Linked DNA regions of Homo sapiens: region 1 is linked to region 2. A link is a contact called in ENCODE Hi-C or POLR2A ChIA-PET data. All regions are on one chromosome and are shown on one strand. The core of a region is the stretch at or near the end of the contact, and the rest is flanking DNA. Distances in the headings are between cores, read along the strand shown.

What was found. Hi-C counts contacts between places; a loop is a spot of excess contacts on that map. ChIA-PET counts read pairs that join two places held with the same protein, here RNA polymerase II (POLR2A). Pooled maps may share reads with other maps.
Region 1: a loop to region 2 is called in a map with no recorded cell type, with 5 times the contacts of the local background. The contact joins two enhancer-like sites. A Hi-C loop is called at or near these places in 1 of 37 single-sample maps with no recorded cell type and 2 of 50 pooled maps. POLR2A ChIA-PET finds 5 or more read pairs at or near these places in 1 of 52 experiments (AG04450).

Annotation. Positions count from the first base shown.
Region 1 is chr16:49,593,467-49,598,953 of GRCh38, forward strand. The region is part of intron 5 of ZNF423 (zinc finger protein 423); the gene reads right to left. Among named protein-coding and RNA genes, the nearest start is that of LINC02179, 130 kb to the left of the region's middle. RefSeq lists an enhancer at 3,473-3,993. Within about 2 kb of position 2,870, at least 5 of the 41 ENCODE cell types and tissues checked have a DNase peak (open chromatin) inside an H3K27ac peak, as active enhancers do.
Region 2 is chr16:50,191,915-50,197,343 of GRCh38, forward strand. The region is part of intron 1 of TENT4B (terminal nucleotidyltransferase 4B); the gene reads left to right. Among named protein-coding and RNA genes, the nearest start is that of TENT4B, 41 kb to the left of the region's middle. Within about 2 kb of position 3,602, at least 5 of the 41 ENCODE cell types and tissues checked have a DNase peak (open chromatin) inside an H3K27ac peak, as active enhancers do.

The sequences.
Region 1 (5,487 bases), core at 1,620-4,119, 600 kb before region 2:
CCTCACTCTTGTCCCTTAGAGGTCTCACCCCTGCCTCTCCCGCCAGAACCCTCTCTGAAGTCTGGCGGACAGGGTTTGCAGAGATCTCTTTCTGGTGGGATTGTAGCACCTCCCACAGGTCAACTTCCAAACTCTACCCTGACTCTCTGCCTGCAACCAAGCCATATGCCCTCCGTGCCTTTGTTTCTCCATCTGTATACATGAAACACCCAAGCCCCAAGCCTGCTCACAGAGAAGGGAGAATGGCCTTAGATCTCCGAGAAGCCCCCAAGACCAGCACCGCTGGTGTGGGACCTGGAAGAAATCCACTTCCTTTGCAAAGTGAGTAAAGCTTATTTAGGAAAGCACAAGGTTGGGGAGAGGGGGCCGCGGAGGCAACACACTACTGAAGAGAAGACCAAGAACTCTGCCAGGGGCTCAGAAGGCAGCAGAAATCTCTATCTGTAAGAGGCTCCTCCTGGCCCCCCATGGAACCCGCAGGTTCCCCAGAGGCAGCTTCCTGTCCCCTGCAGGAGAACAGGAGGAAATGTTGTCCTAGATTACTGGGGATGGACCAAGTCAGGATAGAACTCAAAAACTAGCAGTGCAAAGCGAGTCCTTGAGAACCATCCCCTCCCCTCAGCCCCCCAGCTGCCTGCCTTTCAGCTGGGGGGTAAACAGAAGTGGGGACATATCTGGATTAAGAACCCAGAGCAGTAAATGTTCCCTTCCAGATTGTGCAGGGTGTTAGACCCTGGTTCAGTTGTCTCTCTCTTTATTAAAAATTCCACACTTCCCTCCCATGCGCCATCCCCTCTGGCCCCTCTGGAATCTCTTCCCTGCCTCCTCTCTCCTCTCCTTCCATCAGAAAGTTTGGTGGAAAGAGATGGCCACACCCTTGCGGTAACACAGCCAGCTGCCTCCAAGCTGGGAAGCCCCCAGGCCTCTCTCAACAGAGGGAATGCTTACCTCTCTCACACAGACACACACACACAAGTGCATACTGACACAAACAGAAAAACACAGGCATACAGAAGAGGGGTTCACTGTCACACCCAACATACACACAACACACAGACAGGAATATAGAGACATACACTCCAAGATAGACACAAAAACACAGATAAACCCACAGATCCAAATACAAAGCATTAAACACATAAGACCACAAACACACTCAAAGACAAACACAAAGCACAGAAAGAAGCATCCAATGTGTTAGCCCAAAAAAACACCCACAGGCACAAAGACATCTAAACCCATAAACAGAAGACTCGAAACAAACTCACGGGGATGCAGATGGACAGGCGCAAATATAACACAAATTAGAGCACACACGGCCAACAGCAGCAAGAACAACATGATACACAGAGGCCACCACTCAGGCTCACAGACATACCCTCAGGAGCTACGACAGGCACACACAGGGCTGTCAACGCAGATGTCTTGGGAGAGCAAGAGGGCGGAAGGAGGCTGGTTCTTACAAAACTGGACCTTGGTCAGTTGCTCCCAAAACACAGACAAGGCCCAGCCAGGCTCTTTCAGAACTCCTTGGCATCCTCTTTCTTGTTTTGGTCCTTAAATTCCTCTCCACCCCACCACCTTGGCCATTTTCACCCTGAACACCCGGGTGACCCCAACAGCACGATCTGCGTCACAGCTAAAGGCGGGAGGGCAGGGAGTGCTGCTGAGGTGGGGGTGGGGGGGTCTCTCTTGTGTCCCCTCCTGTTGGTTTTCCTCCCCAATGAGGACAGTACAAAAGAGGGGCTCAAGAAGTTAGGGTTTCCCTGCCACTCCCAGCTCCAGATGGAGCTCACATGTGGTAAACCCACACTGGGACATTGTCCCTGGACATACTTCAGTGGCTACAGACAGAGGCTGAAAATCAAGGTCAAATCTTTCCAGAAACCCCAGGGCTAAACTGCCCTCCAAACAGCCCCTGATCCTGCCTGAACTTAAATTCCCAGGCGCACTCACTAGCATCTTCCTGCCTTCCCAGCCACAGACCAGCTTAGCCTGACTGATTAATAGGGAGAGATCTGCAACTCATATTTAGCACTCAACTGGAGGGATTCACAGGTAAGAATTCTATTTTAAAAAATAAAGTGCCCACCAGTACCTGCATCCAATGATAGGCTAACAAAATTTTTCTGTGCAGTTAGTTCTGAAACAGTAAACTAAGAAATGAACTCAAAAACCAAACCCAGATTCACTAATCTTGAAACATCCACCAAAATAGCACCAAACTTTTAAACCATGCTCGCTTCCTGGAAAATAAAAATATCAATTGTCTTTTTAAACCTCTATAGTATTTTGTCAATATTTTTTTATTACAGCAGAGAATGTATAAATATTTTATTATAAACCAAAGGCCTAAAATAAACAGTTTAGTAAATAGTTATTACATTACAAGGAAAAACATCTGTGGAAACTGCTTTCCATGTAATTATTCTTGCTATTTTACATTAGCGCTCAACGTGAATTTCTTTGGCACTAATGTTTCACTTGTTCTAAATCTTCCTCCTTGTTGCTATTATTAAAATCTTAAAAAGGTGCCAAATCTTAAATGAAGAAAAAAAAATGATTCACTAGAAATTATTCATATCACAGTGAGCCACTACTAAACCTGGCAGGGGTGCAGTATTTTCGGTGAAATTAACATAAAATATACAACTGCAAATTATCCAGGAAATAGCTATGTTCTTTACGGCATGCTTTTACATTGGGAAAAAAAAATGTTCTTCTTCATCTCGCACAAAGCCGCAAACAGCTCCATTCCGGCAAGTTTTAAAGGGAAAGTAATAGATTTGTCAAAGGAGCACGGGCTTTGAAAACAGACTAACAAATAGCTCAGGGGTGGATCAGCCTTAGGTAATTACCAGAGACAACGTCAGCCCTGGACAGCCGGAGTAGATAGAGAAGGCAAGAAAAACAACAGCCCGCAGCTTCCTTCCCCCTCGATTCCAGAGAATGTATTTCCTCTCGAAGGCCTCAGCCCTTACTCCTAAACACAAGAAAAACTGTAACACCATGTAAAATGCAAATCTTGCTGTAAATATTTTATAAAATTGTTGCATACATCCCAAAAGCTATAGGTCTTAATTGAGAGCAGGCGATTTTTCTAGTCAATATATGGAAATGGAAAATGCTAATTTGTGTTTTTCTACTTATGAAAAACCCTGGAGAACAGCAAGCCACAAATGCACTCACTTTAATATTATAAATATAATTTGGCTCCCTCTCTACCATCCCCACAGCCCTGGCTTTTATCTCCCCGTGGCTGCAGGAGAGAGACAGAGAATCGCTTTCACAGCATCAGCCCGGGAAGGTGGCCTTGCATGCTGTGCAGAGGAGGGGGATGTCAGGCACAGGGCTGTGTGCTTCCCCACTCCCACCTCTTCACCCCCTAGGGATTGGCAGGCAGGGATGGAATATGGCAGGGCCACACGCCAGGAAGCACAGCCCAGCCATTCTGTTCCAGCAAGGGGCAGAAGCAAGAAGGATGCCTGGGGTTTCGGCCACGTGGCTCCTCTCTGCCCTGTTGGGTCGGCTTGGGCTTCGGGCTCCATCCAACCACCTAAGAGCTCTCTCTGGGCATCGAGAGATCTCTCTGAAGGTCAGCCCTGGAGCAGCTGTGATGAACAGGAGCAGCTGGCAAGATGGCTGGAGCACTCCAAGTTGGGAGTGTCTGTTTCCAAACCACAAAAAGAGTAACGCCACTGCCAATGTTCCCCAAGAGCCTGCTCCTCTGGCCAGGGGAAGATCAGCCCACAGCCCAGGCCTCACAATGCACCTCCCAGTGGGAACCTGGGGGAGGAGGGTCTCCTACCTAGAGCTATCCTATCTACTCCAGTTGCCACTAGCCACATGTGACTACTGAGCAACTGAAATGGGGTGGGTCTACCCTGAGACGTGCTGTCAGTCCAAAATACACACCATATTGTTAAGGTTTAGTACGATAAAAGAATGTTAAAAAAGTCTCATTCATAATTTTTAAGTTGATTATATGGTACCATCATAATATTTTGGATATATTGGGTTAAACAAAAAGTATACTCTTTAATTTCACCGGTTTCCTTTTAATTTTTTTTTAAATGTGGCTAGTAGAAAATTTGAAATTGCACTTGTGGCTCGAATCCTATTTCCTTTGGACAGCCTGCTGTAGAGGATGCTCCAGTCTGCCGTGTGCAAGCCTGCCTGGTGTCCATGCATGTCGGTGCCGTTCTCTTAGGTACCGTGTAAATGGGAGGCCCCCAACATTATGATTCTAGAGCTCTGCAGTTCTCAGAGTTTGGGATTCTGTGATTCCAACAATCTGCAAGTCTACAGCTCTAAGAGGGCACAATACTCAGAGATTATATTACTATTGGTTCTCTGCATTTAACACAGACTTTACAAATACCATTATGAAGAGGGCAGGACCACAGCCCTGGCCTTGTTCATTCCTCAGTCAAAAAGGGCTGGAATATTTGGTAATCACAGCTACCTTCCCCGCATCCTCTCCTAAACCCAAACATAGCTCAACCCTCCCTACGGCAGCCTCCTGGGTGACTCCCACCCTCCCTTACTCTCCCCTGCCCACAATGCAGAACAGGTCCTCATGGGGAGAGCTTGTCAATCACACACAACCTCCTTCCCTGGGTAGTATCTGCTTCCTGGAAACTGTTCCTCAACTTCTCCTCACATGTGTGTATTTGAAGAAAACAGCCAGAAAGAAGACAGGAGTGGTGAGAAGGACACATTTAGAGTTAGGTAGCCTGACTATACCTCCAGGCTGTGCAACTTTCTAGCTGTGAGAGCTTAGGTGTGTTACTGAACCTCTCCTTGCCTCCATTTCCTCATCTGTCACATGGGAACAATAACTCCTACTTTATAAAACTTTGAGGGAAAACTGCAATAATGCACGTAAGGTGCCTGGCCACAGCACACACTGCATAAACAGTGGCTCTTATTCCTTTTACCATCATTATCATTTTTGTCATTCCAGAGCTGGCACTTGGAGCATCATTCCTGGGGGCAGAAGCAGTGAAGGGAAACAGGTGTCAGGCCAGAGTGAAAACCTGTGTAGAGGAGAAAGGGGGCTGCCTGGAGATTTGTGGGCCCTCGCTGCTGACAGACCCCAGCTGGCTGGTGAGCACGCGCACTGGGGACAAAACTGGGTAGGGCATTCCACTGTACAGGAAACTGAGCAAGGGAGGCCATCACGCCAAAAGGCCCAGGCCTGGCCCTGCAATCCTGGCTGTGCAGAGACACCTGAAAGTCCAAGGTAAGAGCTGTCTGCTGAAGAAACTCACTGCTTCACTTCCACATGCTTTTGGAAATATCCAGGGAAAAACTGAAGTGGTCGGGGGTGATGTTAGGACTGGATGCAGATGGTTTATAACTACTGCAGCACTGTAAATGGTTGCTTCTAAAGGGTCTGAAAGTATTAGGCTGAACCACATGAAAATGTCATTTTGGTAGGTTCAAAACTGGATGCTCAACTTACTATCTTTAACACCTGAAAGT
Region 2 (5,429 bases), core at 2,352-4,851:
ATCTCAAAAAAACAAACAAACAAACAAAATATATATATCATTAATAGGCCGGGCATGGTGTCTCACGCTTGTAATCCCAGTGCTTTGAGAGGCCGAGGTGGGCAGATCACTGGGGTCAGGAGTTCGATACCAGCCTGGGCAACATGGTGAAACCCTGTCTCTGCTAAAAATACAAAAATTAGCCACGCATGGTGGTAAGCACCTGTAATCCCAGCTACTCAGGAGGCTGAGGCTGGAGAATGCTTGGACCTGGGAGGTGGAGGCTACAGTGAGCTGAGATCACACTCCAGCCTGGGTGACAGAGCAAGACTCTGTCTCAAAAAAAAAAAAAAAAATCATTAATAAATGTGATCTTTTTTCTTCCTATACAACAAGTTGTCAAGCAAGTATGACCTTCTTAATTGACCCTTTGACATGAACTGGGATGAGATCGTGGAGGATGTTGAGGAGACAGTTGTTACCATAGTGCACTTCTAAAAACTTTAATTCTATAGATTTCTTTAAAATTTTTTTTAAAATTATTATGAGTACACAATAGGTGCATCTATAGATTTCATTACCCTCAAATAAATGTACAAGGCAATGCAGAGAAATGCACAGTGTAACTTGGTAGACTTGACCTATCAAGTTACTGTTGAATATATTATGGAGCCTGTGTATTACCAGGGGCAGCAGACTTTTCCTGTAAAGATAGTTGTTTTCAGCTTTGTTGAATCTGTGGTCTCTGTCTTAACTACAACTGAGAAAGCCATTGACAATATATAGATGAATGTACATGACTATTCTAATAAAACTGTGTACACTGTAATTTGAATTGCACATAATTTTCATGTGTCTCCTGTATAATTCTTCTTTTGACTTCTTTTCAACCATTAAAAAATGTAAAAACAGGCCAGGCGTGGTGGCTCATGCTTGTAATCCCAGCACTTTGGGAGGCTGGGTGGATTGCTGGAGCCCAGGAGCTTGAGATCAGCCTGAGCAATGTGATGAAACCCTGTCTCTACAAAAAATTAGCTGGGCATGGTGTTATGTGCCTGTGGTCCCAGCTACTTGGGAGGCTGAGGTAGGAGGATTGCCTGAACCCGAGGAAGTCAAGGCTACAGTGGTTTGTGCCACTGCACTCTAGCCTAGGTGACAGAGTGAGACCCTGTCTCAGTGAATGAATGAATACATTATTAGCTTGTGGACTATACAAAAATCAGAGGCTGGAGGTGAGCTGGGTATGGCCATTGGGTGTGGTTTGCTGACTTCTGGTAGAGAGGAATTAGGAGATGTTAAAGGTGGTGGAACTGTCAGATACTTGCATTCTTTTAGAAATACTTTGGAGTTAGCTTTTTGGTTCAGGCAAAGGACCAAAGGGTTAGGAGAGTCAGGCCGGTAAAGAGGAGTGGTGGGCCCATAGCAGCAGTTCCTGGAGTTTTTTTTTTTTTTTTTTTTTTGTGAGACGGAGTTTTGCTCTGTCGCCCAGGCTGGAGTGCAGTGGCACGATCTCGGCTCACTGCAACCTCTGCCTCCTGGGCTCAAGCAATTCTCCTGCCTCAGCCTCCCGAGTAGCTGGGACTACAGGTGCCCACCGCCACGCCCGGCCAATTTTTTTCTATTTTTAGTAGAGATGGGATTTCACCGTGTTTGCTAGGATGGTCTCGATCTCCTGACCTCGTGATCCACCTGCCTCGGCCTCCCAAAGTGTTGGGATTACAGGTGTGAGTCACCGCGCCTGGCCAGGTCCTGGAGTCTTTAAGAGGAGGTTTGTCTGATGGTTGGTTGGACAAAAGCCTGGGCATGTTGTCACCTTCCATAAGTGTTTGTGGGAATGTAGGTAATGAGGAGGAGTAAAGGATTCCTGAAGGATGAGGAGGAGGGCTGGTGGCTGCCATAGGAAGTGATCACTGTTTTGGCAGACCTGTCTTAGAGTAATGACCGTCATACTCTCTCATTGCCCTTGTGAACTCATGAAATCCCATGGCTGCTAAAGCTGAAGGTCAAGTGGGGACTTCCCGGCCACTGGGCTTAGCACCCCACAGAGCTGTGGAGTGGGCATTAATGTCCCTTTTTTATAGATGCGGAGACTGAGAATGAGGACTGTTGGTAACTTTTGAAAGGGCACTCAGCTAGAAAAGTCTGAGCCAGGATTTCAAGTCCCATGGCTTTACCTCTGTGGTCCTAATATTTGGTGTGTTCAAGTGAGATCTGTTTTTTTCCTATTTCATTTTGATTATTGATTTTCATAAATTTTTTTCTCTTTTGAGATAGTATCTTCTCTCTCTTTTCTTTTTTCTGTTCTTTCTTTCTCTTTTCTTTCTTTTTTTTTTTTTCTCTGAGACGGAGTCTTGCTCTGTCGCCCAGGCTGGAGTGCAATGGTGCAATCTCAGTTCACTGCAACCTCTGCCTCTCGGGTTCAAGCGATTCTCCCATCTCAGCCTCCTGAGTTGCTGAGATTACAGGCACCTGCCATCTTGCCTGGCTAGTTTTTGTATTTTTGTAGAGACGGGGTTTCATCACGTTGGCCAGGCTGGTCTTGAACTTCTGACCTCAGGCGATCCACCCGCCTCTGCCTCCCAAAGCGCTGTGATTATATGCATGAGCCACCATGCCTGGCCATTATTTCTTTCTTTCTTTCTTTTTCTTTTTTTCAGGTTCATTGAATTTGCTTTGAGACAGGGTCTTGCTCTGTTGCCCAGGCTGAAGCGCAGTGGTGCAGTCATGGCTCACTGGAGCATCAATTTCCTGGGCTCAAGCGATACTTGCACTTCAGCACCCCTCCACCCCCACCCGCTCCTTTCCCCCACAGTAGCTGGAACTACAGGCGCTAGCCACCGTGCTTGGCTAATTTTTTTTTTTTTTTTTTTTTTGAGACGGAGTCTCGCTCTGTCACCCAGGCTGGAGTGCAGTGGCGCGATCTCGGCTCACTGCAAGCTCTGCCTCCCAGGTTCACATCATTCTCCTGCCTCAGCCTCCCAAGTAGCTGGGACTACAGGCGCCCGCCACCATGCCCGGCTAATTTTTTGTATTTTTTAGTAGAGACGGGGTTTCACCGTGTTAGCCAGGATGGTCTCGATCTCCTGACCTTGTGATCCGCCTGCCTCGGCCTCCCAAAGTGCTGGGATTACAGGCATGAGCCACTGCACCCGGCCTGGCTAATTTTTAAATTTTTTTTTGTAGACTGCCCAGGCTTGTTTAATTGATTTTCTATGTGATCTTAGGGAAATCGATTATTTCCCATAAACATTTTTTTAATTAGAAGTTAAATTCTGCCTAGTTTGATTCACAGGATTATTGTGGATGACTGAAACAGAGAATAGGTAAGAGCTTCTTTGAAAAATATGAGGTACCATACAGAAGTTAGATGCTTTGTCCTGGTGATACCCCCTCCAAAGCACAGCTAAGGAAATGTGGAAGGCACTCTTATCTCATCATATAGCTTTGAAAGCCTAGCATTGAAAGTACGAACTTGATTCTTTTGGAGAAATCCTTTGGCTCTCAGTGAGTTTACTTTCTATTAATGACTGTGTTAAGCGGAATGAAAACTGAAAGAGGAAAGGGGAGGAAGTCAGAATTAAGCAGGAAGAGTGAGCCCATAGCAGAGTCCAGATTTAGACCCCAAGCTACTTGGAATGATACTGGACAATTATGGGTGTGTTTAATGATGGTCCTGAGTCATGAAAACAAAAGGAGGCTTTAAATTATGTCTGGCTTAGTGTACAGCATATTTTTGTCATTATTCAAGTTTTAGCATGTAAAGAGGAAAGTGTGCAGTACTTATGCATATCATTTTCATTAATGAAACTAAATGAGGCCTCTTTAAAATTATCAGTGTTCACAGTATCTTCCAAAAGACATGTAAATGTATAAAGGTATAAAAAATATACATATAAATTTTACAATTTTGTGAGCTATATAGTAGATCTCTTATTTTGTCCATAGGTCTTAAAGATCTTATACTGTATTCAGGAATAAAGATAACTTCAGTGGGAGGCCTTTACAGGGCTAATGAGTAAGCATTATTTTGATAAAGTTCTGTGTTGTCTACAATAGATATAGTAGAAATACTCTTGGAATGGTAATCATCCCAGGCCCTGCTTTGGAGCGGAAGAAATAGTCAATGTAGAACTTTACAGTATATTGTACACAGATGTGCCTGCTAATAACTTCTGTAGACAGCAAAGTTTAAGAGAAATTAGGTGGTAAATGCAACATATGTATCTAAATAAATTTGGTCTGAGGGATTTGATAAGATGAAACAGTACATAGTCCAGAAAATTTTTATACTCAAAGAATTATAGAAAATATCTGAAATGTTTTCAGTTTTGTGCATATCCAGAAAATGTCATCCTGTGATCTGCTGGTTGGCAGCCCAATGGCAGTATTAGATGTATTGTTTTTATTTTGTTTTGTTTGCTATTTATTTGGTTAAGAGAGTTACCTAATTAGGAGTGTGAAAAAAAAGATTTATTATAGTAGTGGGCTTTTGTTTGACTTAAAACATTTTTGTTGTTACCACAGTATGAGTGCCTTGTTTGTGAAATTTGTTTACCGGGAAGCCATATACTTAGAGTAGCTTTTAGTTTATCATTATCATCATCATCATCATCATCATCATCATCATCATCATCTCCTTCATCATGAAAGGAAGAAGCTACCAATGTTGCTTTATTCTGCAAAAAATACAATAGATGCTTGTTGAAAGTATGGAGTGAAATCTTAAATATGTCTGTTAAAAAGAGTACAACTGGCCAGGGGTAGTGCCTCATGCCTGTAATCCCAGCACTTTGGGAGGCCAAGGCGGGCAGATCGCTTGAGCCAGGAGTTTGAGACCAGCCTGGGCAACATGGTGAAATCCTGTCTCTACAAAAAAAAAAAAAATAGACAAAAATTAGCTGGGTGTGATGGCATGCAGCTGTAGTCCCAGCTACAGTGGGGCTGAGGCAGGGGGATTGCTTGAGCCCAGGAAGTAAAGGCTGCAGTGAGCTATGGTTGTGCCACTGCATTCCAGTGTGGGTAACAGAACGAAACCCTGTCTCAAAAAAAAAAAAATAGTACAACTTTAAGCAGGATGTGGGCACATGCCTGTAGTCTCAGCTACTTGGGAGGCTAAGTCAGGAGAGTCACTTGAGCCCAGGAGCTTGATGCTGCAGTGAGATGTGATTGTGCCACTGCCTTCCAGCCTGGGGATGATAGCAAGACCCCATCTCTAAAAAAAAAACAAAAAACAAAAAAAAAACAGAGTACAACAACCTTTGGTAAACTTGGAATATAAAGGTGTTTCCTTAACCTGTTAAAGAGCTGATAAAGAGTGGTACTTTCAAACCAGTACACATTATGTGAAACACTAGAGACACTTCCCATTTGTTAAAAGAAAAACCTTAGCCAAATTAAATTTAAGTTTTTTTTGGAGACAGAGTCTTGCTTTGTCACCCAGGCTGGAGTGC